3 separate regions of the Homo sapiens genome follow, and regions 1 and 3 are each linked to region 2. The links are chromatin loops, found by intact Hi-C in ENCODE. Cell type or tissue: gastrocnemius medialis. All regions are shown on one strand. Links, peaks and the distances in the headings refer to the core of each region. The heading gives the core; the rest is flanking DNA.

Region 1 (10,937 bases), core at 4,209-8,208, 74 kb before region 2:
GCAACATTTATATTAATAAACTAGTCAGTGAGAGGGAGGGAAGGAGGGTGCGAGAGAGAGAGAGAGAAAAAGAGAGATCATAAGAATCTACTACTGAGTGTAGATTTTGTCTGCTCCAGATGTTATAGCTGGGTTTAAAAAACTTTGATATGTTTGAATAAATTCCAAAGGAACGTCTCATCCATTCTTTTTTTTTTTTTTTTTTTTGTGACAGAGTCTCACTCTGTCACCCAGGCTGGAGTGCAGTGGCATGATCTTGGTTCACTGCAACCTCTGCCTCCTGGGTTCAAGCGAGTCTCCTGCCTCAGCCTCCCAAGTAGCTGGGATTACAGGTGCCCACCACACACACCTGGCTGTTATTTTGTATTTTTAGTAGAGGCGGGGTTTCACCATGTTGGCCAGTGGTCTTGAACTCCTGACCTCAATTGATCCGCCCACCTCTGTCTCCATCTCCCAAAGTGCTGGGATTACAAGCATGAGCCACTGCGCCCAGCCTCATCCATTCTTATAACACATTTTTAGCCATTCTTTTTTCATTTAAGCAGGAAAAGCGAAGTGCTAGGTAAGCCTGGGATTTGTGGTTGAAATGTGTTCAGAGTGCTACCCTCCCTCATTCCTTGGAACTTTCTGAAGGACCAGAACTGACCTGAGGACCTGTCGGGTGTGTATCACTGAGGGAGTTCCAGGGCTATGCAGGGAAGCCCTGAGTGGGATGCAGTGATTCCTCTCTATTGTGTCTATTTCCATGAGGGCTGCCATCCTTCATGTAACAGTACCTTTAGGAACAGGGACCATATATCTATATATTTCTATTTCTAAGTTTCAAACAGTGCTTGGCAGCTAACAGGTGGTCAACTAATGTTTGTCGGATGAATGAAGGGTGGTACCAAGGAAGAATGGTGCGTTTAGTCCTGGCTGCTAAAGGAGGTTTAATGATAATTGGCCAATGTGTGGTGATTAAGCCTCAACAGTTACATAGAAGAAACCATGTTTATACTCATGTTGCTTTAACAATGCCATTGAAGTCTGGCACCGTGTCTCATACCTGTAATCCTAGCACTTTAGGAGGCTGAGGCGGGTGGATCACTGAGGCCAGAAGTTTGAGACCAGCCTGGCAAACATGGCGAAACCCCATCTCTACTAAAAGTACAAAAATTAGCCAGGTGTGGGGGCACACACTTGTAATCCCAGCTACTCTGGAGGCTGAGGCATGAGAATTTCTTAAGCCCAGGAGGCAGAACTTGCAGTGAGCCAAGATTGCACCATTGCACTCCAGCCTGGTGACAGAGTGAGACTCTGTCTCAAAAAAAAAAAGCCAGTAAATGTTACTTCTATCTTAAATTTCCAGTATAGCAATTTAAAAGATGATCTTTAATTTTTATGGATACATAATAGTTGCACATATTTACTATTTATGGGGTACATGTGATATTTTGATACAAACATACACTGTGTAATGATCAAATCAGGGTAATTGCAATATCCAACACCTTAAACGTTTATTATTTCTTTGTGTTAAGAACATTCCAATTCTACTCTTTCAGTTATTTCAACAATAAATTATTGTTAACTATGGGAAATTTTTAAATACAATAATGTCTTATGCTGATGAGGATATGTGAAAGACACATTCATGCAACCCTTTCGGAAAGAAATTTAGCAGTATCTATCAAGAACTTGGACAATTTTCGTTATCTTTACTCTGGTAAAATTCAGCATCTGGAAGTCAGTTTTAATGAAGTAATTCAAAATAGAAAAATAGCTTTCTGTACACAAAGGTGGTGATCTCAGATTTATTTGAAATCATGGGAAATAATTTGAGTTTCCAATGAAATGGGAATGGTTACAAAATATTGCACATTGACTAATTGGTGCTTTGCTGATTTAAAATATTTTTCAAGACTTTACAGTAATATGAAGAATTCTTATATTAAGGTATAAAGTTTATACATCATTATCACAACTAAAATATACTATATATAGAAAAGCCTAGAAGGAAATATTATTAAATGTAAGAATAGAAAACAGATTGGGATAAAATCCAGGAAAATATTAACATTTTTAGTTGTATTTTTGGTTTGTTTTTGTTTTCCCAGTTTTTAGTAGACCCTTTTAATGATGCCTCCTCAACTCCCTTGTGTTGAGAATATGTGACTCTGCCCGGTCTCCTCCTCCCTTCCTCACCTACCACCACTTCTAACCTCCCACTACCCGTTGCAGATTGGATCATGATGGACACCTGACTCATGGTGGGCAAACTGGATCTTTTCTTCTGGGAATTAGACTTGGAAATTCAGAGAAAACAAGTCAGTTTGTATGCATGCCTTGGATTGAGAGACATGAACATTTTGGACTGGAGGTGCGGGCATCTTCTCCCACTTGCACAAAGAAAGCAGATTTTCAGGAAAATAAGACAAAAGCAGATATACAAAGAAAGAAAAAGACAAGAGTTCATGAGATCTAACAGAGGAACTGGTTAATGATGACTTTCCAGTTTCTGGTTGTAGCCTTCATGAAGCCTGGCTTATAATATACAGTGTTATTATTATTTATTCTCAAGTCAGTTTCTGTTCCTGCAATCAAGTATTACTATATAAGATGGCTTTACTTTTGGGTGTTTTTGGAAATATCTCTAGTGAGCATGTATTACTACTAGAATATTATAGTGTACATAATGATTGATGTATTTTTAAAAAACAATAGATATTTTATCAAGAGCTCCTGCTGACACACCATTTATAGCAAGTAAGAAGCATAGATTATTCATGGACGTAGAATTACAGTGCTTCACTGATTTTGTTTTTCTTACTTTTGGGAAATTTGATAATTTTATTTGCCTATAATATGCAGTTATTTGTTATTGTAAACAAACTTAATGTGACCAATATCAATTTTAAAATGATAAAGGGAAGAACCAATCATTAAGGTGGGTTGTGTCCAGCCTGTTCTCTGCACTTGTGCCATTGTCTAGCCTCTGTTCCCTGACTCTTGGCGAGGCCAGACAAAAATTATATTGCCACCATCTAACCTTTAGGAATACTCATGAATAAAAGCATTAATGACAAGGAAATTGTTCATAATGTGTTGTTTAATAAAAAAGTCACAAAACAGGATGGACAGTACACTACTAATTATATAAAGTATTAAAATATATAAAAAAGCCTGGCAGGAAATATATCTTTTTTTTTTTTGAAATGGAATCTTGCCCTGTCACCAGGCTGGAGTGCAGTGGCGTGATCTTGGCTCACTGAAACCTCTGCCTCCCGGGTTCAAGCGATTCTCCTGCCTCAGCCTCCTGAGTAGCTGGGACTACAGGTGCACACCACCATGCCCAGCTAATTTTTGTATTTTTAGTAGAGACAGGGTTTCACCATGTTGGCCAGGAGGGTCTTGATCTCCTGACCTCATGATCCGCCCGCCTCGGCCTCCCAAAATGCTGGCATTACAGGCATAAGCCACCACGCCCGGCTGGAAATATATCTTAATGTTAACTGTGGTATATTTGAGTTGTGGTTTTACAGATAATTTAAAATTTTCTGTTTGTACCTCTTTGTGTTTTCCAAAATTTCTGTGGTATATATAAATTTAGTTGGTAATAAAATAAAACATTTATTTTATTTTATTTTATTGGGGGTGGGTTTTGGAGCGGGAAGTTTAATAGACAAAAAAAAAAAAAAAAGGGAGAGGAAGCTGCCTCATGCTGAGAAAGGGGGTTGCCCAAGAGAGTCTCCCAAAAGTTCTATTTTTAATGAAAAAATAATTACCTTAGTCACCAAAACAGTATTGTCAGTCTTCCCTTCTTATTCCAACAGATGTGGAAGTTTAAGAAAGAAAGAAAGAAGGATGGAAGGAGGAATAGAGTGTGGGCTGCCTGGGATGCTCTACCTGTGGGCTTCAGGCCCTCTTATTTTTCTCTAGGGGAGTGTTGATAAGGACTGGGATTTGTTCCTGGTGGAGAAAATCCAAGGCTTAGAGTAGGTAGTGGCTGAGAGGTCTAGTTTGGAAGTAAATATTAGTTTTGAATCCTGGCTCTATCTACTCTTTTCTCTCTATGTAGACTTGGAAAATTACTTAACCCTTGCTAGTGTTGGCTTTCTCATCTGTGAAATGATGCAGCTAGCTCAAGGGATTGTTGAGAGCACAAAATGAGATAGCATAATCAATCATTTAGCAGAGTTACTGGGTCATAATAAGTGGTTGTGGTGTTTTTTTCCCATTACTGTTAGGTGACAGACGTAAATCCTCTGTAGATACTCTATTAATCCTCTATTTCTACTGGCTTTCATTATTTTTGTGTACGCAGACATGTCCTTCTTTCTATATCTCTAGCCATTCTAAAAGTAGATAAATCAGTGCTTCTGAAACTTGAATGCCCATATGATTAGCCTGTAGACCTTATTAAAGTGCAGATTCTTTCTCTGTATGTCTGGGGTGGGATTCACGTTTTTAATTTTTAACAAGCTCTCACATGATGTAAATGTTGATGTCCAAAGATCACTTTTAGCAGCAAGGATTAGGATAGCCCAGCTCAAATCTATCATCTGTGTGAAATCATGAACAATGTCCCCAGACAGAATCGTCTTTTGTTTCTTTGGCTCTTAAAGCACATCATTTATATTCCTAACTTAGCACTTAGCACATTCAGCCTGCTGTGATGTATACAATTCTGTTCATTTCTAACTAAATTCTTGACAGTAGACTGTGCGTTCAACTCCTGAAAGCTGTCAGTGTCCACACAGGGATGTTGACATACTCGACCCATGATTATCAAATTATTGAACTGGATAGAAAATAATCGAATAATGTCCTAAAATAACATTGTTTTTTGCATAAGCATTCATTTAGAAATCACCAACATCAATCAACTCAACTAGTGCAAATCATGAAAGAGAGTAGTGGTGTGACCCACACAATGGATGGTTTTGGTCGCTTGGCAGGTGTTAACCCAATGACCACAACCAAGGAGGATTTACCAAGGGGATTTTTGTTACTTGCAACAAGTAAGGAGAACACTGGGGATAGTTCCCAAAGCAGTGTGTCTCTCCAAAGGAAGATGAGAGCAGGGCTTTCATTAGGCTGGTTGGCTTAGTCATTGTATGAAAGGCAGGGTAAAGGCAGTGCAGGCACAGTCCTGATCATGCTTCTTCATATATTGCAGGTATAGAAAATGGTGAATAAGCTCCTCCCTAGGTGGGGTTTTTAAGTATGGTAATAGGGAGAGTTCACCAAACTTCATCTCCAACTCAGGCACCTCTGGTTTTACCTGGTTTTTGTTTTGCTATAGCTGGGCTTCTTCCTGGAACCTTTTGAAACAGCAGAAACTCAGTGTGCCACAGTTACAAGTTACTAGGGAACCCTGAGTTACAATGTGAATGATCCCAAAAGGCAAATAAATTGTGATAGCTTCCTTCTTTTAAAAATACACTATAGAAGGCAGGTGGGATGATTTACAGGGTGGGATGACAAAGCTAATCTGAGATGATATATTTTCCACAGATAATCAAGTAAATGAGCAATAATTTGCTTTTCAAATTCTGAGTCTCTTCCCTGGCTATGCTTTAAATGGGACTTCCACATGGGCCATAGCCCAAAGTTGGATCCCTTTGCACAGAGGCTAGACATTGAAGTAGTGGCCTTTGGGGTAACGCAGACTCACTTCTGTTGAGAGTAATTAGCGAAGAAAATTTGTGGGAACTGAGGAAGGTTCAGCAGAAGTCTGCCCTCTCTGGACATTTTTTGGTGGCTGGGAAGCAGGGCAATTGTCCTGCCTGACTGTGGAGTTTGTTCAGCCTTGTCATGGACATCTATTGCATAATTCCGACTTTCCTTCTCTGGAGTAATGGACATTTCACTTCAGAAGGACTTTTAATTTTACTTAAAAAATCCAGTCAACATAATAGAAGATAAATTCAATTTTCAGTAACATTTTACTCTGTTACCACTTATGTCCTTAGGGAAGCTTAAAGAATTTTCATCAGTACACTAAAAATTAGATAGTTGGATATGTTGCAAAACTTTCAACACTTGACTCAAAATTCCCACTATTGCTAAGACATTCTTATAAAGAAATATTTTGGGGGGAACTTAGCAACTACGGTTCTTGTGAAGTGGTCCCAGTGGGAATGAGGTTTATGCCAAACTCTTTTTTTAAAATTTGGTTTCTGCCTCTTGTGCCTGGTATCCAGTATTAGTTACAGAGTAAACAGTATTTTCCGAAGACTGACAGGGTCAGCTGTTCTGGGAATGTGGCCGTTGACCTCCCTGATGGATTACTGTCCTGCAGACTGCTTCCAAGTCAGTAGAAAGGTAAGCATTCTTTCTGTATAAGTGCAGATTGCTTTGGAACATGTTACAATTTCAACTGATAAAACTGAAAGTACATTTTGGGCACACTGTCTCAAAGGGCACCGAGCTGTTACTTTGGGGGCAAAGTGATTTATCATGTCAACACAACCATGACAGTTAAGCTGCTGGGTTTGGGGGAGGGGTGAGCTAGGTGTTGAATCTGGTTGTATTGATTAAGTCAAAAAGACCCAGAAAAACTTAAATCCGGAACTCCTTTCCAAAGTTAGAAAGACACATTGTAATTCTGCTTCTGAGTCCTTTTCCCTAAAATCCTGTCAGTTCACCTTGGTTTGTTGTCTTTACTCCTGAAATAGCAACGGTGTGTGTGTGTGTGTGAGAGAGAGAGAGACAGAGACAGACAGACAGACAGACAGAAAGTGGCTACTAGGAACTACTAGGAAGTGTATCGACCGTTGAAAGGGCCTAGAAATATATTGACTGCAAATGCAAGAGCAAATCCTGTTCAACCAAGTACCTCTGTGGATGTAACCATGCACAAGAGAAAATAAATTGAAAGCCCCTTGAAAACGTGCTATTATATAGTAGTTGAGAAAACGGAACATGCTGGACTTGATTCTCAACTGATTTTAGCCAGTTTGTTTTACAGACTCTGAAGGTATGAATTTAGTTTTATATCCGAATTACTATTGCTATGTAGAAATTGTCACCAATGTTAATAGCAGTAGTTTTTTAAAACCTCACATTTTACTTTTCAATAAGTTTCCAATAAAGGAATTGCATTTTTTTAAGATGGTGCACAAATTAAAAAAGCACTTTTCAAAGTTCTTACAGTTCTCACTTGATTCAAATATTTTCTAATGCTTCAAAAAACACTCTGCCTCAGAAGTAATTTTAGAAAGAACATGTTTTCTCCCTTAGATGGACTAAAATGTATTTTTTATAGTCATTCAAAAAATATGGCCCAGAACCAAAATAAGGGGACAACCAGTATCAGAAGAAGTTAAAAAACTTACATTCCAGTAGAAATAGTTTATGTTTCACTGAAGAACAGTAATTACAAAGGTACAAGTTTGTTAAGCTGTCATTATCATAATTATCATCTACTGATATTTTGGGGTTGGCTTTTTTATCTGCTTGGCAGCTTCAACTTACAAACAATATTTGTTGTATAGTGACGAATTCAACTTTAAGAAATTCCTCTATAGACATTATCTTTTCACAAGCTCTGAGTACCCACCACAACTTTTAGAACTCAGTACTGCTTGCCTACAGAAGCCATCACGGATGCCTTAAAAAGGGTGGTGATGGGAGGTTAAAAGTCTTCCCGTAGAAGAGTTGACAGCTGCTCCTTAAGAGTTTGCAGCTGCCAAAGCTGATAAATAGATTCAGGTAAGGATGCTGAGACAACCAGAAAGAGCTGGGAACCATTCTCTCGCTTGCCTACAGCCACCTCCCTCCCCAATGCTGTGACCACCAATTGGAACACAGCTTTCTAGAGACAAAGGCATAAGCTCTGAACTAAGAGCAACACCAACAGATCAGAAGTTAACTGTTTGAGATCAGTGCTCAATGCTGGGTCTGAGCTACATTTGGATTAGGCCCTTGGGTACCTGAAGCATGTGCTGAGTATAGTATCCTGGTCCATCACTAAATGGGTGTGGAGATTACGTGGGCTTCTGAATTGATCAAGGGGGGAATAACGGACTCATGTTCTGGATGGGCTATGTGGAATGATAAGAAACCTTTATAAAAGCATCAATTGTCCCAGAAGATGACCCCTGTCTTAGTAAAAAGATATTTATCCTTGGAGCATGTAATGGGGAAGATTCTGGGTTGTCTATGCCATGTTTGGCAGATTGTCATTCTTTCAAAAGAAAACAGCATTTGTTTTCATTCGTGCCTTGTCTACCTTGTGAGGTTTCAGCAGTAGAGCACCTATCTGTGCTTTTTTTGTGGAGAAGGAAGTTTTTTAAATGGCAGGTGAGGGAAAATCACCACAATTAAAGTTAATTTACATTTGGATCTCTGATCCAGTAAATGAACAAGCAATTTTAATTGCTGCAAGTTCCACTTTCCCCCAGTTTTTGAATACAGGCACAAATTCATCAGGCACTTATTTGGGAAGCAGGTGTATTGAATGCAAAGGAATGAAGTGAGGTGGCAATATCTTGAACCAAATATTATGTGCCAGCGGTCATTTGTTTCCATTTTGAATGGAATTCTTGCTTGGTTACTGCAGTTTACATTTTAATTTCCTGTTTGGAGGGACCCTATGTGTGTAGTATATTCCTGGGAAAAATAATAAATTTCCAGCTTAAAAAGGAATTACAAATCTTTCTTTGTCAATTTTTTTTAAAAAAGTAATAGCCTTCTTAATGTATAATTTATATGCTATAAAATTTATCCTTTTACGCTGTACATACACTTTGGTGATTTTTAGTATATTTTCAAAGTTGTACAAAATCATCACCAATGTCTAATTTCATAACGTTTTCATCATCCAAAAGAGTAACTCTGTTCCCGTTAGCAGTCACTCCCTGTTCTGCCTTCCCTCCTACCACTGGAAACCACAAATGATCTTTCTCATTCCATGAATTTGCCTATTCTGGACATTTTATGTAAATAAATCATGTAATAGGTGGTCTTTTGTGACTGGCTTCTTTCACTTATTGTATTTTCAAGGTTCATCCATGTTCTTGCATGTATTAATACTTAATTCCTTTTTATTGCTGAATAGTTTTCCCTGTATGGATATACCACATCTGTTTTACCATCCATATACTGATAGATATTTGTGTTTTTTCCACTTTTTGACAATTACAAATAATGCTGTCATGAACATTTGGGTAGAAGTTTTGTGTGGACACATGTTGTCACTTCTCTTGTGTATATACCTAGCAGTGGAATTTTGGGGTAATATTGTAATTCTATGTATAGCATTTTGAGGAATTGCCACACTGTTGTCTAAAGTGGCTGTGCCCCTTTATGATTTCAGGAGTAATGTAAGAGGGTTTCAGTTTCCTCACATCCTTGCCAATGCTTGTTATTGTTTGTGTTTTATTTTAGCCATCCTAATAGGTGTGAAATGTTATTTCCTGGTTTTGTTTTGTGCTTCCTAATCACTATGATGTTGAACATCTTTCCATGTGCTTGTTGGCCATTTGTTTTCTTTGGAGAAATGTCTATTCAAATCCTTTGTCCATTTTTTTACATTGGGTTATTTGTCTTTTTATTGTTGAGTTGCAAGAGTTCTTTATGTATCCTGGATACAAATCTTTTATCAGATAAATAACTTGCAAATATTTGCTCTTATTTTCTATTTCAGTGGTTTCCAACCTTTTTGCTTCCCAGAAGACAATTTTTCCACAGATGGGGCTAGGGGTGGGGGATGGTTTCTGGATGAAACTGTGCCACCTCAGATCATCAGGCATTCGTTAGATTCTCGTAAGGAGCATGAAACCTGGATTCCTTACATGCGCAGTTCACAATAAGATTCACGCTCTGATGAGAATCTAATGCTGCTGCTGATCTGACAGGTGGTGGAGCTCAGGTGGTAATGCTCGCTCAGCTGCCACTCACCTCCTGCTGTGCAGCCCATTTCCTAACAGGCCACAAAGTACTGGTTCATGGCCCAGGGGTTGGCGATCCCTGGTCTAGTTAATTTTTTTGCCACACTTATTAGGGTTTGGATAGTATCTTTGAAGTCACCTTTTTCCTACATAAATGTCATGTCGACCAGGGAAAAAATGTCACACGCTTTTACTGAGAACCTGCTTGTTGCCAGACATTCTGTTAGGTTCCTTACACACAAAATTTACCACACTTAATTTTCGTAACAACACATGTGGTTGGTATCATCCTTCTATTTAGGGGACAGGGAACTGAGACTCCGATAATTAAGTAAGTAGTTTGCTCAAAATGAGCCAACTAGAGAGTAGCAGAATCTGCAAACAAATTCAGTTGTCCCTGCTTCCTAAATCCATTTCTTTCTCCCTTAATAGTTACGTGAGTAGGATCTGTGTCTTGAACAATCAATATGGTATTCATTGTAGTATGATTTGTGTTGGATTAATATAATTTTATTCCTGTTTCCTATCAAAAGTCTTATAAACGATTATGTATTAAGTGTCTCAAGTCTCATTCATTGGATCCATTTTCTTCCCTGCCCTCCCTCTCATTCTCTTTTCCTTCTTTGATTTTTTTCTTTCCTTCCTTTTCCTCTTGCCCTACTTTTTTTCACAGGTATTTATTTAGCCCACACTACATTGTACGTGCCTGAATAATATGATGAATAAAGCACAGTTTCATGCTTATACTCTAGCAGGGAAGGCAAACTACAAAGAAGTTCATATGGATAAACTTAACATATAATGTGACATAATTTAATACCAAAGATGATAGGAGCTATGAAGAAGAAAACAGCAAGTGAGTGAACAAAGAGTGATGGGTTTGCTGTTTGTGGTGGGGAAGGCCTGGATGAAGTGAGAAGGGAGCTACGTGACTATCTGCGGGGAGAGCACTCCAGGAAGACAGCTCCCAAGGAAGGAACATGTTTATTGTGACTGACAAATGGAAAGGACACCAGAGTGGCTCAGTCTCTTTTCTGTTTGACCAGCAAGTAGATGAGAGCT
Region 2 (9,736 bases), core at 3,457-7,456:
GGGATGGGAAGGAACTGAGTATAGAATGCCAGGCATCCTGTTCTTAGAAGTTCCTCTGGCATCACCAGCAGTGGGGCTTTTTCACCTGAGCTCTGGCCACTTTCCATGCTGTAATTTACCAAACCTAATACTCCTTCCCCAGAACTTTTCCACTGGGTCCCTCCTCTCTTCATTCAACAGTCCTGACAAACTCTTTCATGGTCGCCTTTGCTTCCCTTACCTCCTCTGGACTCGAAACCTGCAAATGTACCTTACTGTATTATTCAGAGCTGTAGACACCTTGTTTAACCCCCTCTGCCATGCTGGACTTTCCCAGGAGTCTCAGACTTTCTCAAACAAAAAAATTATATGTTTATATAAACATATAGACTCCATCTTCACCCCCCACCCCAGTTTTAGGAACCCCTAAACCTCTCCCATCACAGAAAATGAGGTTGACAACTGATCAGACCTCATTAATTTTATACTGTAAAAAGCTTTTTGAATGTGCATGTCCTTATTTTTACAATCATTTCACTTTCTATTTAATATCAATGGACTAAGCTTCAAAAAATAATTGTAAATGATCATATTCAATATTATACAGCGATAGTTTTGCATTTGCATATAACTATACCCATGTGATAAAAAGACATACACATTTTTTGTCTGAGAAAACATATTTTTATATATAAATTGTTACATATGCAAATTTCTTTCTATAAAATACATAAATTTAATATAAGTAATTTATATAATATATATATTTAATATTTAATCTATAAAATACACTATATAAATATTATATATCTGTGTCTACATATGTATATACATATATATAAAAGCCAAGTACCCAAAGGGCTAGAGGAAACTTTTAAAGTATAGTTTTTTTTTTAACTTGAGCCAGACAAATTCTTGGGCAAGAATATCTTCATCACCCCTCATCTCTGTGGGTGAAAGATTTATTCTCCTCTTTCATGTCCCCTTCCCCTCACCATCCTCACCCTGACCTCACAGAATTTTTTTCATGAACTGTATTTCAGCTCTAAGATTCATGATTTTATGATTCTGCCTAAGTGCCCTTCAAGACTCAAGCCAAGGGCTGTTTTATTTTATTGTTGTATTTTTCAGATCAGCTTTCTCACCTTCTCATCTCCCCAGTACCCTCTGACACTGATGCCTCATTCTGCACCCCTCTTGTTTATTCACTAGTCTCTCTGGGAACTTCCTCGCACCATCCTTGGGGAGGTGTTACCTTCACAACCCTAAAATACCCGCAGGTCTCCATGGTGGCGGTGAAGAGGGGGCCTTCAATTCTTGTGCAAATTACATAGAATATTTGGTACTAGCAACTGGGTTCAGTTAGGAGTTTCAGTGCAAGAAAATGAGGAGAAAAGCAGTGGAACCTATCAATCAATGTTGGGGTCCACATATTTTTTTTTTGTTTGTTTGTTTTTGTTATTTGAGACAGAGTTTCGTTTATGTCGCCCAGGCTGGAGTGCAATGGCGCGATCTCCGCTCACTGCAACCTCCGCCTCCCAGGTTCAAGCGATTCTCCTGCCTCAGCCTCCCGAAGTAGCTGGGATTACAGGCGCCCGCCACCATGCCCAGCTAAATTTTTTTTGTATTTTTAGTTGAGATACGGTTTCACCATGTTGGCCGGGCTGGTCTTAAACTCCTGACCTCAGGTGATCCACCCGCCCCGGCCTCCCAAAGTGCTGGGATTACAGACGTGAGGCACCGCGCCCGGCCAGGGTCCATATGTTTTTATGAGAAAATGTTAAGACACTGACCTCGCCCCAGCAGACTTTTGGATACCCATGATTACTCACCTTCATTTTATTAATTTTACTTTCATTGTTCTTTATCTTTAAGTAGGACTGTTTGTTCTTTTACCTGTGCTTCTGTCACATTTTTCAGCTTATTTGTTTTTAAAAATATTTCAGACATATGACCAAGACAAATAATGAATTTTCAATATTAATTGAAACTTCTTGTGTAGCTCTCCCTGTCTCATTCTCCCCAACTTTGCCTAGTGTTTACTATGCTAGATTTAGTGTTTCTAATTCTCATTATAACTATATATAAATTTATATATAGTTGCTTCTGCATTTCTTGAAACATTACTCATATGATAACATGGTAGTTATTCTTTTGTAATTTGATTATTTTTAGAATGTTTCTGAGATGCAGGTATGTTAATACATATAATTCTAGGTAATTTATTTCTTTGTACTATTTCATGGAATGAATATATTATATTTATTTATCTATTCCTCTGTTGATGGGCATTTAGATAATTTTCTTATTTTCCTATTTCTTCTCATGAAAAACATCAATAAAATATTCATGTACACGATTTCTTGGGCTAGGTGCAGGAGTTTGGCCAGTTTGGAGGAACTGCCGAACATGTATAAAACCATCAGATCTTGTGAGAACTCACTCACTATTGTAAGAACAGCATGGGTGAAACCACTCCCATGATCCAATCACCTCCCACCAGGTCCCTCCCCTAACACTTGGGGATTACAATTCGGATTACAATTCAGAGATGAGATTTGGGTGGGGACACAGTAAAACCAAATCAGACGATGTATCCATATTCACCTTTTTTGGAATATTGACAAGTTTCTCTCCAAAGTAGATTTACCAATTTATTCTCCCTTTAGCAATATGGGACCTGTTGCTCCACATTCTCACTAGCATTTGGTATTGCCAATTTGGTGGGTAGAAAATCATATTTCATTATGATTTTGATTTGCATTTTCCTGATTACTAGTAAGATTGAATATCTTTCATTTTTTTTTTGGTCATTTGTATTTCTGTGAATTTCCTCCTCATATAATTTGCAAATTATTTTATTTAAAAAAACTGAATTATAGAGCACTTAATATACTTTGACTTGCAAATCCTTTCTTGATTTTATTACTGCAAATATATTCTCCCCAGCTATAGAATACTGTAGTATTTTTCATAACTCTCTAGAAGCAGTTAACTCATGTGTAATGTTTTGTATTTGTCTATCTGTTTTTCTCATAAGATTATAAGTGAGAACAGAAATAGAATTTTTCATTTTTATTTCTTCAGTTCCTGGCATATCCACCAAAACTGTCTGAATTAATTTGAGAGTACCAGTTAATTTAATGTAGAAGCTATTGTAAGGTTGAGTTTCTTACTTAAGGCTTTCTATTTGAAGGCATTTCTGTCAACCCTAAGTCATGTAATATATACATATATTAATATATACTAATATACATATTAAATGTGACATAGTTTTTGTAGCCAAGTCAGATTAGGTCCTTTTTTAACTTTTAAAATAGAGCTTCCCTCAATTTCCAGGCAAAGAGTTTCTCTTAGAACACTGCTAAGGTCAAGATAGGTTAATATATTCAGATGGGATTGAAATAACAGATGCATTGCTATTTCCAGTCCAGAGTTGTTGGGGAAGCAGGGAGGAAGGAGGGCATAATTTGTACAGTGCTTTGTCATCTTTGCAGCTCATCAATATCAGCAGCTGACACAGGCAAGTGTTTGTCAATGAGTTCTATTGGCTGACACTGACCTTGCCGTTACAACCACTGCTTTCTTGACATCTGCTAGTTTGACACGTGGCACCGGATTCCATGTGCAGCTGGTACCTTGGATTTGAATGTTCTGTGAGTTCTATGACATTATTAGTACAATTCCTTGATACTGTCACCCTGTTATACATTTAACATCAATGATAGCTGTGTACTGTCTTTGTATTTCTTATTTCGTATTGCAGTAGTTATGTTTTAGGTGGCATGGCTGTTTATAATGGTATCAGACAACAGATGTTAAATTAGCTGTGGACTAATTAGCATGCTCAACTTTAGAATTGCTCCAGGAAAAGTTGATTTTACTATAACTTTATATAATGGGAAATAATTTAGGTAAATTGTTGGTAGGAATGAGTATCATGAATCTGAAAAATTGCTTTGCATTTAAGCTGCTACTTTTTAGGACTAAATTTGAGATTATATATTTTTTAATTTAAAAATAATTTTAAGTAGAACAAACTTGGGAATGTAAAAATGTATCATGATTTTAATGATTTGATCTTGAAATAGGTTTCAACATGTAATTCTAATTTCTTAACATAGTCTCAGTTATGCTTTGTGACTATGAATTACAGAAGCCACAGTTCTACTTTTTCCTCTTTGTCCTTCCTTGAACTTTTTTGCTCCCCCTATCACCCCTCCCTTCTCTCTTTCCTAACCTGGCATCCCAGTATTTGTACACTCTTTAGTTGAAGCTTAGGATTCCACATGTGAAGGTTCATTACTTATTTTTTTTCCAGTAGTGTCCCTGGAAACTATGAATTATCCACAGTAGTAATTGAAGATAACAATTTTGTTTATGGTGCTGAACATGATCACATTTACTGCTGGGTGTGTCAAGCCTACGATGATGGAATAATAAATGGGTACTGAACGTTCCTGCAACTTTTATTTGCAAGGCATTGCTCTTGCAATCAGGGTCACATTACCTAGATGTCAGTGAAATAAGACAGGGAGAGGGTATTTATTTAATCCACCATGAATGCATTCCAGAGTGACTTAATTGCTTTTCTATACCTCAAGCAGGTGGATATGTGTACATATACAATAGCTGGGAACCTTTTTAATTTGGGTTAACAAGGAGAAAAAAGTACTCTTTGCAAATTCAGGAATTATTTTTTTCTTTTTGAATTCCTCAAATAGGGAAGATTAGTATATTTTCATTGCATTTTTTAAGCTTGTTGCCCCAGGGTAGCACAGCTTTAACTGTTCCCAATATATCCCTGTTATTGTAAAGGCATTTTAATCTAAGAGTCACGGGAGCAAATGGATGGTGGATAAAAGCTTCAAAAATTTGGCCATTGTGAATTTCTGCAAAATCTTCTTCGCTTCATTTACTTTCTGTCTAAAAGTTGTATATGTCGAGACTTGAAGGCCTTTTGAGATGATTCCAGGTGTTACTCTAGGAATGTGTTCCAATTTTGTAGCAAACCTCCACTTCTTGAAGACATTTCTTGAAGCATAGATAGACCAGATTTGAAATCTACTGTGTTCACCCTGCAGGTAGTTTTTCACTAGGAATTGCATCCACGACAGGCTTTTCATCTTTAGCAAGTCATGGGCTTCAACTGAGAGTTCCTTAAATGGATAACTGAGGCACAAGGCCAGGCTAAGTGACAGTTACAACTTCATCCTTCTCCTCTCTCCTGACACCAGCCCCACCATTTCTAACTGGCTGTGGTTCCAAGTGGCACCTCTGAGAGGCATTGAGAAACATTGTGTGACAATAGTTAAGACTGCAGTGCTATGGAGTCAGAAAGACCTGTGCCTGAGTGCTACAGCTATTGCTTGCTGTATGACCTTGGGGGAGGTTAGTGAACCATTTTTAAGCATCAGAATTCCCACTTATTAATAGGGATTATAGTCGTACCTATTTCAAAAGTTTTTGTGAGGATTCCATGAGAAAGTACTTAATAAATGTCTGGCACACAGTAAACTTTGTGTTTATCATGATATCATGATTGTCTTCATCATCTCTGGTCATGTCAGAATTCTTGGGGGGATATTTGAAGAGATCATATTTCTCATTTGTAGCTAGGCTACAAGTAAACAAAACGAATCAGTGAGATTAAAGGGTGGAAGCCCAGCAGAGTGAGCCTGAACAGTTTTACAAACCCAGCTGCAGTGTCCTGTTAGAAGCCTTCAACTTGCCAAGCACAGATCCATTCCTTTGAAAAGGTCACTGTGTGAAGAGCTGCCTACCAGTGGCTGACTCACACAAGCATCTATTCACGCTCATTTTCCTACATGAATAGTTCCAGGGTTACCAGAGTTCTAGCCTCATCTCAAGGCCTTCATTTATTTATTTTCCCAGAGCAGTCTCATCAGGCTATGAAGTTCCAGCTTGCTTTATGTTGATGACTGCTGAGTCTACATCTGCTGCTCTCACTTCTTCTGAATTCTGAAGAAGAAATTTCTTAGGCTGCATTCCAGGCCCTTTGTATTCTCTCCCAGACCTGCCATGACAGCCTGAATTTCCACTGCTCAGATTTATGTGTCGTATGTCCTGGAATAACTGAACTATTGGTTATTTTCTATAAATACTCCATATTTTTCAGTCTTCATCCTCCTCACATTTACCACCTCTGCATGTGTGTTCATTGGTTCTTTATCTACATTTACTCCTTGGCTAGGTAATACGATTCAATCTCAAGGTTGTACATGCTCTCTATATCTTTATAACTTCCACATTTACATCTCCAGATGTGACTCTATGTTTAAATTCTAGGCTCATATATCTAACTCCATACTCAGCATATTTACTTGAATGTCTAAAAGACCCCTCCCACCTAAGGTGTCCACAATTGAACAGTGGTTCTTTCTCTTCTTACCCCACCTATTTATGTGTGTATGTTTAATTTTTAGTATTACTTTGTGCTTTTCTTGACTGAAATTTGGAATCAGCCATTTCTGCAAGGAAACCTCCTTCATTTTAGGGGAATATAGCATAAAGAAACCAAGATTTGGGTGCTTAATATGCTCATTGCTACTGGAGAGTGAGATCATGTCACCACTTTGCTGTGAATATTTCAATAGTTTCTCATCTCACTCAGAATAAAAGCCAAAGTCCGTTATAGTGGCTGACAAGGCCCTAGCAATCTGGCCCCTTCTTAAGAATCTTGCCACATCCCTTCTGGCTCTTCCCCAGGGTCATTTTCTCCAGCCACACCAGCCTCTGTTCTTCAGGGATGTCAGATAGCCTCCTACCTTTGGTTCTTGGCTTTTGCTGTTCTCTCTTCTTGGAGTATTTTCACCTAGATATCTGCATAATTTATTTCTTCACTTCCTTAAATCTTCTTCTTAAAAGTCACCTCCAAGGAAGCCTTCTCTGTCCAACCTATTGAAATCTATTGTGCTCTCACCTCCATCTTCTGCTACTCCCTGTACATATCTTCCATGCTTAGTTCCTTCTCAGCACGACCACAATATTCTAAGATATTATGTAACTTATTTTATTTATCATCTATCTCTCTCTTCTAAAATAGAGGTTACATGAGGGCAGGGATTTTTTTGTGTTCAGCTCACTGTTGTATCCCCAGGATCTAGGATAACACCTGGCACCTAGCCAGTGCTCAGTCAAGATTTTTTGAACAAACGATGAGTAAATGAATATTATGATATATGGAAGTAGGGAATGGTTTCTGGAAGTCTATTCTAATATGGCATCAAAGCCAAAACAACAACCTATAGCTGTGCCTCTTCTGTGACTATGAGCGTAGAGGGCAAGGAGGTGTTACAATATCTGCCTTAGGTATGTAAACTGCTGAAGAGGTGGAAGTTTCACATTTATAGCAAATAGCCTTGGATTCAGATTGTTTGTCTTTATCTATTAATGAGTCCATTCTGATGACTCAATGACTAAATTGAAGTGGGTGGTTTCGTAGAGGGAAAGTGTTTCAAGAAAAAGAAATGTTATTTGATGCAAAAAAGAAACATAAAAAAACCCACAGAAATCAGGGATAAAAAATAGTGGCAAAGAGGAATGAATCTAATAGAGGGGCCAACACATTTCCAGTAAGTCAGGCTATCTTTGAAAGCTTGGTGACTCCTTACTTGCATGCCTTCTCCTTCCTCTGGGGGCCACTGCCCTCACATGTGTGAGGGGCCATGAGAAGGAAGAGGATCCAAGCTGTGGACCTGCATGGGTTGTGAGAACATTACTTTGTCTAAATAAAATAAAGTAGATTTTGCTTGGGTGATGCTGCCATTTACTGAACTGTTTAAGAAAAATTTTAAAAAACAAAATACTTTAAGATGCTTATGGGAAAGATACTCTTTTTTTTTTTTTAACTCCTCCACTGTTTGAGATTCTTGCTCTTTGCCAGAAGATCCATCTGCCAGGCAGCGATCAGGCTTTCTGAAGAGCCTAAAGCTCTACCTGGGGAATGTGTCCAGAGGGAGAACACCTGGGCAGGCTGAACCTACTCATGATTTAGTGCAAGTTACTGAGCTAAACAGCTTCCTTTTGGAGTCTTCAGAAACGGCCATGGTATCATTTTCAAGTTAGCTCTTGTTCCCAAAAGGAAATTTGCATATTCTTATGCTTATGTGTTTTCCAAACTTGACACATTTAGTTTATGCAAGGTGGTTTCAGAATTGAAGTAAAATAGTTTGTCTTTTCTGAAGAACAAGCCAAGGAAAAGAGAGAAACTTATGCTTAGGTCTCTGAGGCCTCAAACTTCCTGAATATGTCAAAAGTCAGATGCTGGAGGTTCAGGGTAGGAAGAAGTGAGGGTCTGGCCTAAGTGGGAGCACCAATGGATAAATCAAGGCATACAAATATAGTAACTTATGAAATTATTGACTTATTTTACCCTTCTTTGCTTTCCCTGAGGTTCTGTAGTAGGTGAGACAATCTTGATGCCAGAGTTAAACGAGGTCAAAGAGTGTGGCCGGCCACAAAGACTGTGTCATTATTTAACCTTAGAAGATAAATGTCCCTCATCCCCATATCTCTCTAGCCCATACTTTTAATTACAGAGGGGTCAAAGAACATTCCAAAGCACATCTGTCTCTCAGGTGTTAGAGCAGACTGGCTTCTCAACTTTGGTGACCGTTGTTTATCAGTTTCTATGAAGCTCAAAAAGCTTGTCATATAAAAAGCCACAATGCTTGAATAGCTTATTATACCTGTTACAGTGGTCTCATAATTGGTAAGCAAATCTCGCGGTTGTGCCAGGTGATCCATTAGGGTATGGAGAAAAATTAGTAATCTGTGTTTTTATTTTCACCTTTTAAATTTCTATTTAGGTGCATGTGTCACATTATACATTTGTCCACCAGCACATATGCATGATAATGAATAAATAAATTAATAGATATTCTTATAGTAGAAGTATGTGCTCAAATTATTTTATTGATAAGTCCATACTCCAGAAACCTTGGGGGCCACCTTTTTTTCCCTCAAGTTCAACATTTTTTGAGGTCTATAGCAAAGAATTTTTACTGTTTTTAGTGGAACCTGGAAAAAAAAGTGGAGACTAAAATATTTAGACTTACAATTCTGGTGGATTTTAAAATACTTTGTTCCTATAACGACATACAACATTAGCCTCTTTCTTTTCAAAGAAACCTGTTTTATTTTTGGTGTGAGTTTCAGTTGAATTGATAAATTGATTCAGGATTTAAAAGACATATACAAATTTGTAGACATTCTCTACATATGTAGCCATGCTGGGTTACATAGCATTAATCATTAAAATAGAAAAGCCCCTTTACAATAATAACATTTCAACAAGGCTAAAATACCTATTTTCAGGATATAAATTCCACCGGGAATTACCTTAAGCTAAGTTTGAATATTGGGCCACCTGGTATTTTATGCTAACTGATTAGTTTTATATCCCAAGGCCACAGGATAATTTTACTCCCAGGATTCAAAGCTGTACTTTTTCTTTTCAAGGAGTACAGAATGTCGCTCAATATACATTTCGATTTTGAGCAATGACAGGTTAGCTGAAAGACTTGGGTTTCAGGACAGTTCTATATCTGATGGATGGCTTATATGACATAGCTCTAACTCTGAGACTGTCCCTCTTACAGAATGCTTATACCTGACCCTTTGAGCCTTTCAGCGACAAGAATCAGAATCCATCTCAAAAACAAAACAAAAGAAAACAAAATCCCATAATGCCAAATATACGTGAAGAATTTGCTAAAACCTGAGTTGAGCCCAA
Region 3 (10,937 bases), core at 2,032-6,031, 65 kb before region 2:
GAGGGGCTGTTGGGATCATTCTCTTCAGATATTCTTCATTTATTTTACAAATGCCGTCCATGCATTTGTTCAAAGATTCATAGTCAGCCTCAGTTCTGTCTTCTGGCTTTTTGGTAGGCTGTGCCAGCAAGATGGTGTGAGATCGCCCACCAAACTCTTCTCACGGTAGCTGCTGCTTACCCTGCAGCACCAGGGTTGGTTTCTTCTAAGGCTGCTCTCTTTGACTTATAGATGGCCATCTTCTCAGTGAGTCTTCACAGGGCCTTCCCTCTGTGAGTGCCTGTGTTCTAATTTCTTCTTAGAAGGAACCACTCATAATGGATTAGGGCCCATCCTAATGCCTTCATTTAACCTTAATTACCTCTTTCAAGAACATTCTTTACATACAGTCACATTCTAGGGTATTGGGGGATGAGAACTTCAACATATGAATTTTGGAGGCACAAATTTAGCCCATAACAATGGGGAAGATAATAATATCTACCCTCTAGAGTGATTTTAAAAGGGAATTGAAATAACATTTGGAAAGCCTTAAAGCGGTACCTAGCGCACGGTGAGTATGCCAAGGAACTGTGCTATATGAGGGTTATTATCCTGCTACTATCCAGTCGCACCTCGGTTGTGAGTTTGTTGAGGGCCAAAATCCAGGGATTGTATTTGTAAATTGTATTATTATTTTCAATTATTTTATTTAAAAAAAACTACCTGCCCCTAGGATAATCTTTATCTATTACAGGCACTCAGCACATGTTTGTGTAACTAAAACTTTTCATGCCTACCACATCTCTTCCAAATCACTACCATATTCTCATCTGCCAACCAACTCTGCATCACACACACCATTCCTTTTCCTCCTAACCGGATCCTGGATTCAGTCTTCAGGCATTAAACTCGCATGCTGAGCACGAATTGAGTTTCCTTTTGCAGCCACAGCATGATTCTTTTTTTTTTTTTTCTAGAGAGGTTTAGGAAGTTCGTTCACTTAAGATTTTAACAATTGCCTTACTTTTGACACATACCGATCTTGCATGTTAATCAATCTTTAAGACTTTTGTTTTCCAACTTGTTAGAACAATAACCAGCATAAATAATTTCCTTTCTGGAATTTACATTTGAGTGAAAAGAGGAAGCCCCTTTTGCCCATGAATCTAATATGGTGTTTCTGAATTTATCATCCTGAAGGATAGGTTTATTGCCTACTCAGTGTTTCACTTCTGGAGTCTTCAAACCTTCCATCATGATGCAGAATAAATTCTGGAGCAACCCTGCCTGACAACAGAGGATTGACTGCAATCGTTTGAAAGGACAGAGCTCCACAACACATTTTCTGAAATGTTTTCTTATGAAGGAAAAGCTGATAGGGAATTTGAGTTAAAGTAGACAAAACAGAACAAAACAAAACCAAAACCAAAAAACAGGTGTTAAAAGGATGTTTTAAACAGGCTGAAGTATTAAATCACCATAGAGAGCAGTCTTAGTTTACTCTGAAATCCGTTTCTATTCTTCTATTACCTTCCACATATTTTGTTTTGCTGCAAAACACAGGGAGAACTATTTACCATTAAGTTGCCCAATTAATTTTCTTTAAGGCATGTAACATTTTCTAAAGAAATCTGAAAGTACTTGTTCCACTGAAAAAAATGAGATTTATCTTCTATATCATAACTTTGCTCCCAGTGAAAAAGCCAGGATAATGAAGAACAAAATCCATTTTTGTGAAGGAAAACACTTTTATTTCATGGTATTTTTAAACATCATTTTGTCAACTCTCCATGGAATAAAGTTGACAACACCCCTTGAATATATATTTGCATGTCTTTATAGTTTTAATTTGTTATACTTTTGCTCTTCCTCTTTAAGCAACATTTTGAAAAATCTACAAAGTAATACAAACATATCTACAGTACTAGGTTGCAAATTGGAATTTGGAAGCGCTAGATCTGCTGATTTTATTTGCTATCTGACTATCACATTTGTTCTTTTTAACTGATTTATTAGGTCTGTATTCTAGAGTATATTTTATTCTGTTGCAACAGCTATTAATGAATTCTTTGATCGTGGATTTTTGTCACATACATCTGTATTGGTTCAGGGAGCCTAACCTGTTGGAACATTCTGCTGAAGAGTTTGCTTTTATATCTAGGGACATTTATCATTATCTAAGGCCAGCTGCCTGACTTCTCTTCAGTGCTCTGTTTATAGGGTTTGAACATCTATAAATGGAAACACTAGCTAACCAGAAATTATCGCTAGGGCTCTCTGATAGTGTCCTAGGCTCTCACAACTTGGAATGTCCTGCAATATCTAACATGTAAGCACGTCGAATCATTTTCTAGACAGAATCTGAACCTCTGTGTCTCTCAGTCTTTCTCTCTTTCTCATTCTCTTTCAATATGGAACTTGAAAAGCGTGAAAAAAGAAGCTTATTAAACAAGAATTTAGAGGAGAAACTGACGGTAAGACATGAGATTTAGCACACACAGATTTATAATGAAATTGACAGGGTAGTAGAGCAACTGTCATAGACTGGAAAAGTTGTGCTAGCCGGCCTCTGTTTCCATGTTTTGCTGGTCAATAACTTTAAAATTAATGAGTTCCATGGGCTTTCCTGAAAATAATGTAATAAAGTTATATATAAAATGCCATTACACAAATGAGGGCAAATTTGATTTAGTTAAATGATGTGGTTTATCGTCATTTTAAAAACTGGAATCCATTTATTTTGACCTCTCATTGTGATTGCCTCAGCACTGGAAGATTGTTTTATTTACGTATGCGAAGCTTAGCGAGTGTTCAAATCCATTTTTTCTCAGAGATACCAGGAATATATGCCAAGAAAAATAAGTATTATAGAATATATTAATGTTTTATTAAGTTTAATGAACTTCTGGTATAAGGATAAAGTTTTTTGCCATAGAAGTTATACAAGTAATTTTGCCTTGATACTAAGCAATTAAATGTCAATGATTAATATGGTGACTTACATTTGCTCAAATACAAAATAGACTATAACCTTGAGTTAAATGTGCTGTCCATGGCTCATCTGATGAGCATAGGTCACTAATTATGTTTGTAAATTTACTGTGGTTATAGAGTTAACATTGGAACAGGTCATAACTAATGTTAATATCAGCATAAATAACAAAAAGTAAGATAATATAGCCCATAATAAGACCAAATTCATGGGAATACATTGTTCTAGATGTATGAAGTTGAGGTTTATGGACTATTCAAGATATTAAAACTAGAAAAATGGAAAAAAGAACCATACTGGGTTGAAAACTCTTGAAGTGTATTAGAATTTCAAGGTCTTAAAGTAATATATTTAATAAAATACACAACCTTTTCTTAAAGGAATCAGGTCATCATTTTCAGTACCCACTTTGTACCTCTGCCCTAGGTGATTGTCCAGACATGTAATGGCCACAGAGTATTTTCCTTTCTGACTATTTGGAAAGGCCATGTGTCCTTGTAGAGCTAACCAGGGATTTTGAATCAGAAAGGGCTTGGTGAAAATTCTTGCCCACAACTACCAAATATAAGACCATGGTTTTGTTTAATCTTTCTGAGTCTCAGTTAATTCATGTGTAAGATAGGGAACAGTAATAACTAATCTGAAGGCTTTTGTGAAGAATAAAAACTATAATGTATGTGAAGTCCCTAGCCTAAGCCTATTTTTAAACTGTTTTTGGTCTGATTCACTTAAAAAGCACATGCCCAAAGTTTACTAATATGGAAAGAAAAAAGTTAAAATGCATTTAAAAGTAAAAAGGAAACCCAGATATGGTAAGCATAAAGGCTTAGTGGTCATAAAACCTTTATGAAACCAGATAGGGAGTAACTAAATACATGAATAATTGGTTGCTATGAATTAGTGTGAAATTTGACCCTGAGCTTCCTGGCAGTCTTTTACAGGAAGTTTTGCGAGTAAACAGAGGACATGGGGCAAGTGCACAAAGTGAAGATGGACTCTTCTTATTCGAAGTGATTCGATGTATTAGCATTTCACTTTCTGGAAAGTCAGACATTGTGCATGCCTGACTCTATCTTGAATACAGCTATAAATCTAGAAGTGAGCAAAAACCTTTCCTTAGAGGAAGTAGCTGTCACAAAACTCATGAACATTACTCTGTAGCAGAGGCCTAGGTCTAGCCTCAGATTGACTTCCAAAGATTGCGGGGAAATATGGCGGCACATCAGAGGCATACGAACATTCACCTGCATTGAGAAGAGAGGCTGTTCTAGGGGTGGCAGGAACACATGAAAGCCCAGTGTCTGGGGTAGTTAAGTGTACAAGCAAATAGAGTTAAGGAACCTGGCACCTTTCAGATACAGGAGTTCTGATGACACTGTTATCAAGAAAAGTTTTGCCTATGCTTAGTATTTTCTATTTAAGAGAGTTGGAAAATCTATATCTTTGAGGGTTTCCAATAAAAGTTATTTTGGCTGTTTATGTGAATAAATATCCAAAAACTTCAGTTCATCGAGCATTATGTTTCATGTTAATACCAATGTAACACAGTATGACTGGCTAGGTTGCTGAAGACAGTTGAAAAATGTATTTTTGTGGAGTTCACTATTTTCTGAAATTTATTCAATTTATTTATTATAAATAGTAAAGTTCGTAAAAGTCTGGTTTTTAAAAGAAGAAAATATTTTTTCCATTAAAATATTTAAATATGTGTACATTATAATATTGTGTTATACGTTTGTTAAAATTAAAGCTGTATCTCTCATAAGGATCTTTATTATGAACAGTGCTATAGTATGTGTCACGCACTTAAGCAATATGTATTATTGGGTTTATTTGAAAAAATTTCTAAGGTAAGATCTATAGTAAATAAGTAAGAAAGTCACCAGTCTGCAGAATTTAAAAATTCATCAGTTTATTACACACAAAGATAAAACAAGACAAAATAAGACAAAGGCAAGACACAAGTAAAACAAGATTCTTTGCTACACATCCAATATAAATCTTATCTTACCCTGGGTGAGTGAATTGCTACTTTTAAGTATTGATTTTTGCCCTGAGTTTATTGCTGTTTGCTGATTAAAAGATTGCTAGGTACTTAACCAATTCAAGGTGACTCTTTTACATCTATTAATCAATACATAATCAGAAATAAAGGAATGATATCAAATTCTTCAAAATTTCTTAAATCTACCAATGCCAAGTGAAATTTCTCATAATTTGGTTGATGTTATTCCAATATTTCAAACATGAGAAGAAAAATCAATTAACATGGACTTAAAAGGACATTTCCACCTCTTTGAAAACCATCTATTAAATCATGTGGAATATCTTAGTCATTGATTCTGCTAGATGACAATAAAGCTAATTTTTGTGGGAAATGGTAGAGAGGTGCAAGAAAGGAGGAAAGTATTTTGTAACAATATGTTTCAATTTGGTTAGTTCCACCATAATTGCTGTTGAGGTTGAATGGATCTTTTGTTTTTCCTATCATGTATTTTCTAAACTCTGTTCCTGGGAATTCTGATTTTCCAAAATGCTTCCCAAAATGTAGTTCTGGTTTGTGTTCAAGAATATTCAGAAAACACTGAGCAGGAAATGCACTATACAACACATTTCCCCTTGGAGACTCGTATCTGTATTGTAATATACTAAAGACTGTGAGGCACTCTGGAGGTTAATCCAGTGTTTCCTAAACTCGCCTATCACTGTAATATATTTTAATGTGTGTGCAATAACAGTGAATATTCTGAGGAACTAGCAGTGTTCTCTGCAACATATCTTAGGAAATGACCTGTTAGCATATGAATTTGTAGTCTGATTTTATTTTTGAGTTGCATTTTTGGAATAATGATAGACAAAGAGATACATTCAAGCTGGGTATATTTGTATCTATAACATGAAGTTACTTCTGGAATAGTTTTAAGAAATAGGTACTAGTTTCTATGTATTATGTTAAGTAAAACTAAGACAACAAATCTTGACTATTTTCCAAATGTCTTTAAGACTATAAGTGCATCAACAAAGAGTATTACTTATATTTACCTTCTACTGAAATTTCATAATGAAAAGGAAAAAAAAATCATTTATTACTATAGTAAAAATGATCATGTACCTCAGGGCATTCTGATAAATAATGGTTTCTTTAAGAGATTATAAGAAGAAACAGATCTCATGCATAAATTTAATAATTTCTATTGTATTAACATAATATGTCTCAAGACAATTTTATCTTCTCAAATAATGAATGTTCAGTAATATTACAAAAATAATGATAATGGCCGGGCGCGGTGGCTCATGCCTGTAATCCCAGCACTTTAGGAGGCCGAGGTGGGCGGATCACGAGGTCAGGAGATCCAGACTATCCTGGCTAACACGGTGAAACACCATCTCTACTAAAAATACAAAAAATTAGCCGGGCGTGGTGGCAGGCACCTGTAGTCCCAGCTGCTCGGGAGGCTGAGGCAGGAGAATGGCGTGAACCCGGGAGGCAGAGCTTGCAGTGAGCTGAGATTGCGCCACTGCACTCCAGCCTGGGCGACAGAGCGAGACTCCATCTCAAAAAATAATAATAATAATAATAATAATAATGATAACAAGAAGAGTATATGATTCAACTTATTTTATATTGAGACTTGGTACAATCAAATCAACACAGTGGTCAATTTCTAAATGCCATAAATATTGCTACCTTGAGTAAAAAAGCAACTCTTTGAGATTGAGAAAGAAAACAGGTCATCTGACATTAGTTTTCTTTAACAGCATATATCTAATATAAGGAGCTGAACAATTATATTTTAAATAATTTAAATTTTACTTTTTGTATTTAAAAATTTGATATATTTTGAATTTGAGAGCGAAAGACTTATCCAATGATATGTAAATTTACTTATGATCTCATAATAACATTCTTCTTGATTTCAGAAAAAGGAGTTCATACCATTTATTTATTTTTTATTTAATTAATTAATTTATTTTTTGAGACTGAGTTTCACTCTTGTCGCCCAGCCTGGAGTGCAGTGGTGCGATCTCGGCTCACTGCAACCTCCGCCTCCCGAGTTCAAGCGATTCTCCTGCCTCAGCTTCCCGGGTAGCTGGGACTACAGGCGTGCACCACCATGCCTGGCTAATTTTTGTATTTTTAGTAGAGACTGGGTTTCTCCACGTTAGCCAAGCTGGTCTCAAATTCCTGACCTCAGGTGATCCACCCGCCTCAGCCTCCCAAAGTGATAGGATTACAGGCGAGAGCCACTGTGCCTGGCCCATACCACTTATTTTTAAATACAGCAAAAGAGAAAAGAAATGGAAAACAAACAAACAAACTGTTGTTAAAATGTAAAGCTACAAAGAATTTTAGAATTCTGTGATAATTCAGTGAAGGATAGCTCTTTAAATAAGGTTAATTAAATTATTTATTTATTTTGAATTCGAGTTTCACTCTTGTTGCCCAAGCTGGAGTGCAATGGTGCAATCTCGGCTCACTGCAACCTCCGCCTCCTGGGTTCAAGCGATTCTGCTGCTTCAGCCTTCTCAGCAGCTGGGATTACAGGCATGGGCCACCATGCCCAGCTAATTTTGTATTTTTAGTAGAGATGGGGTTTCACCATATTGGTCAGGCTAGTTTCGAACTCCTGACCTCAGGTAATTCGCCCACCTTAGCCTCCCAAAGTGTTGGGATTACAGGTGTGAGCCACCATGCCCAGCCTAAATTATTTATTAATTCATAGCTTCATTAATACAAATAAAATTAATTACTTTCTAAGAAGAAATCTGTTAATAAACAAAAAACATGAGATTCGTGCTTGGTTCTAATTCCTCATATCATTATCTGATGACAGGTCTGGGTGTTGTTGGTGAGTGTCTTCAGAGATGCAACCTAGTGCCTATTGGATGACAATGTACTCAGAAAAAACAAAACAGACTTTCAAATCAGTATACATCACTAGACACTTATTTTGAATAAGACAGAGTACTAAGGGCTGCAGTGGGAACATACATAATAAAGTCCTAGCCCTCAAGGCAATTATTACGCTTTGATTATTTTTAAGTACATTATGATATAATAATGATAGGTTTTAGCCGCTCAGAAACATTCTAAGTGTACAAACCATTGACACCTCAGTTTCTCACATGGACCTGTGGTAGCAAGTCTATAATTATTCTTCAGAATGTCTTAACAATGGGAATGATTGTAAAGCATTTTATGCTGTAACATGGTAACATGATTATTATTATTATTATTATTTTTGGAGATGGAGTCTCACTCTGTCGCCCAGGCTGGAGTGTAGTGGCATGATCTCGGCTCACTGCAACCTCTGCCTCCCGGGTTCAAGCAATTATCCTGCCTCAGTCTCCCGAGTAGCTGGGACCACAGGCACATGCTGCCATGCCCAGCTAATTTTTTTTTTTTTTTTTGTATTTTAGTAGAGACAGGGTTTCACTCTGTTGCCCAGGCTAGTCTCGAACTCCTGGGCTCAGGCACTCTGCCCGCCTCGGCCTCTCAAAGTGCTAGAATTACAGGCGTGAGCCGTTGCGCCCGGCCTGTAACATGTTTTATTCTGCCATAATATCTACTTATATATTTATTTCTCTTTCTAATTGTGTCTAACTAGAGTCATTGGTAACAGGCACTCACTCAGAAGGCCCTGACATGCCCCAAAACAAGTCATCTATTCTGCCAATGTTTCTGATGTGTTATCTAGATATTACTTTCCGTATGGCTTGAATGTTGCTTCTGATCTATATGTTATTCCTTACAAGGCAACTTCACATAATAAAATAAGTAATAAATGCAAATTAAATTTAATAAGTAGGAAATCTCTGGCGGTAAGGTACTGGATGTATGTATCTTTATACCACAATTGGTTGCATTCATTCTTAATAAACTAATTTTGGTGATGACCTAAATGAAGGAAAGAAAGATAAAAACATGCAAACGATGATATTTTATTTTTTTGGCATTACATCATTTATTTTGGAAACCTCCTTCCTTGTCTCTGCTACTCATAAGAGTAGCAATGACTCTTGCTGTGTTTTGGATTCAACTGATAAAGTTGCCTTAGATGTTCCTTTTGTCTGAGGGACAATTTTGATGGTAGAGGATGTGAGTGAGTTGCTTTGCCCCCATACGTTAACTCCCCTAAGCTGCCGGCTCATGTTTGATTTTATTGGTGACATTGTCATGGGCCATGGTAGGCACTTCAGCATCTTTAAGACTGCAGCTGCCCTCCCTAAGGTATTTGTGTTGCTTACTGTGCATTCTACGTCTCCACTTGGCACATCGCCCACAATGGCCCATTCATCATTGGTATATTTTAAATTTATTATCCACTTTTCTCCAGAGATAGCATCCAGAGTTGACATCTAAAATACCCTGTGGAAATAATTATTTTCATAAAACAGATGGGTGGTAGAGACCAAAATTTCATGTTAAGTTTCTCAGTAAGCATCCGTCAGCTGGAAGGCAACTGGAGGGAATTCGGAACCAGGATTCTCTGAGTTTCTGAACAGTGTGTCACTCCTGAATTTTTAGTAAAATTAATTAATTTTTCCCTTTCTTAGGGAGGTAAGACATTTCCGAGATGTCAATAAGAGGATTATATGGTTGATCTCTCTGCATCAGATATTAGAGATTTGATGATTAGGATAATGTTCTCCAAATAACTGAGACAACCCTTAAGCATTATGAGTAATTAAAAAATTCTGGTCTTACCCCAGGTGAAGTATAGTAGTAAATAGTAACCGTGAATCCTGATCATTTGGCAGACCAAAGTGAAAAACTAAGTAGTTGAAAAACTTAAATCTCTTTTGAATAAGAAATAATTCCATCTTAATTTCTTTCTGGCCTCTTCTCCTTTGAGCCAATAACAAAAATTTAAAAATTGCAAAAGAATCTATAGCAAGAAATTTTAAAAAGAGAGAGGAAAGGAAATATGCTATGATAGTGGTGGACCATGAGGATCATTGGGAAATTGCTAAGCAGTGAGAATTAAAGTCCTAATGTGCATAATGGCAAAATGAGGAGAGACTGGAAAAATGAAAAAGCGAGTGTGTACAGGTGTTTAATTCACATACCTATGAAAATCTAAATGAAGAACCTGTGTCTTCAGTGTGTGTGTGTGTGTGTGTGTGTGTGTTGATGGTGACAAGGATTCTTATTCCAAAGAGGTTTTCTATCTCTCCCTAAGTGCCAACTAGTATGGTGAGGAGCATGTTAGATCTGATTCCAGGAGACTGGTAGGTAATACAGTTAAAGTTGTGCTTGTATGGCTTTGACAAATCACTTAACCTTTGGCTTCTTTATCTACAAAGTGAAAGGTTGGATTGGATTTGAAAATATTGCTATGCTCTTCATTATTTTATACATCTATCAAAAGTGCTCTCTGGCTGTGGATTTATTAAATTCTTTCCATACCAAATGATGCCTATTTATTCAAACATTAGGAATCTTGAAATAGTTTCTATTTTTATATTATCACTGATCAAATGTAAAACAGAAGTCCTTGTTATTAGATGAAACCTTCCTTTTAGAATAGAAAGTTCACAGTTCAGTACTGATCAATTAAATTGCATAGTTTTCTATGTTTTCACTGAGAAATAACAAAGATTCAGGAATTGGATCATGGGTAAATATTGTGAAATAGATGAAAAAAGTAGCATGTAAGTGCCTTAATGTTTGTATTGAAATGCCCAAAATAAAGCATTATATTTTCTCACACTTAACCTAAAATAAAGTGGATGCTATGTTTTTATTTGGAATAAAAAAAATACACACACACACACACACACACACACACACACACACACACACACACATATATACATAAAATCTGTGTGTTAAATGTTATTTTAAAAATGGTTTCTTTTATTCATTCTCTTTCTGTCATTCCTACCACTCCCTGCAACGTACCTGACACAGATATCTTAGTTCCTTTGCAACCTTAATTTTAGCCCCTCTGCATCACTG

What was found. Hi-C counts contacts between places; a loop is a spot of excess contacts. Peaks named below come from ENCODE experiments on the same cell type or tissue, not always from the same donor. Only the 100,000 strongest peaks of a DNase experiment are listed, where the experiment ranks them.
Region 1: a loop joins it to region 2, with 2.8 times the contacts of the local background. A loop is called at or near these places in 6 of 110 quality-filtered maps.
Region 3: a loop joins it to region 2, with 4 times the contacts of the local background. A loop is called at or near these places in 5 of 110 quality-filtered maps.

Annotation. Positions count from the first base shown.
Region 1 is chr6:54,004,751-54,015,687 of GRCh38, forward strand. MLIP-IT1 (MLIP intronic transcript 1) reads left to right here. Exons shown (of 4, transcript NR_046832.1): 4 at 2,221-2,402. Among named protein-coding and RNA genes, the nearest start is that of MLIP-IT1, 11 kb to the left of the region's middle. In gastrocnemius medialis, for the core only: a CTCF peak has its summit at 5,755; DNase peaks (open chromatin) are centred at 5,741 and 6,251; H3K4me3 peaks cover 1,533 bases; H3K27ac peaks cover 4,000 bases.
Region 2 is chr6:54,079,982-54,089,717 of GRCh38, forward strand. It overlaps a transcript of MLIP not described here. Among named protein-coding and RNA genes, the nearest start is that of MLIP, 27 kb to the right of the region's middle. In gastrocnemius medialis, for the core only: no CTCF peak of the experiment used is centred there; DNase peaks (open chromatin) are centred at 3,550, 4,440, 5,220, 5,730 and 1 weaker place; H3K4me3 peaks cover 3,600 bases; H3K27ac peaks cover 4,000 bases.
Region 3 is chr6:54,016,636-54,027,572 of GRCh38, forward strand. It overlaps the pseudogene ERHP2 and a transcript of MLIP not described here. Among named protein-coding and RNA genes, the nearest start is that of MLIP-IT1, 23 kb to the left of the region's middle. In gastrocnemius medialis, for the core only: no CTCF peak of the experiment used is centred there; no DNase peak of the experiment used is centred there; H3K4me3 peaks cover 4,000 bases; H3K27ac peaks cover 4,000 bases.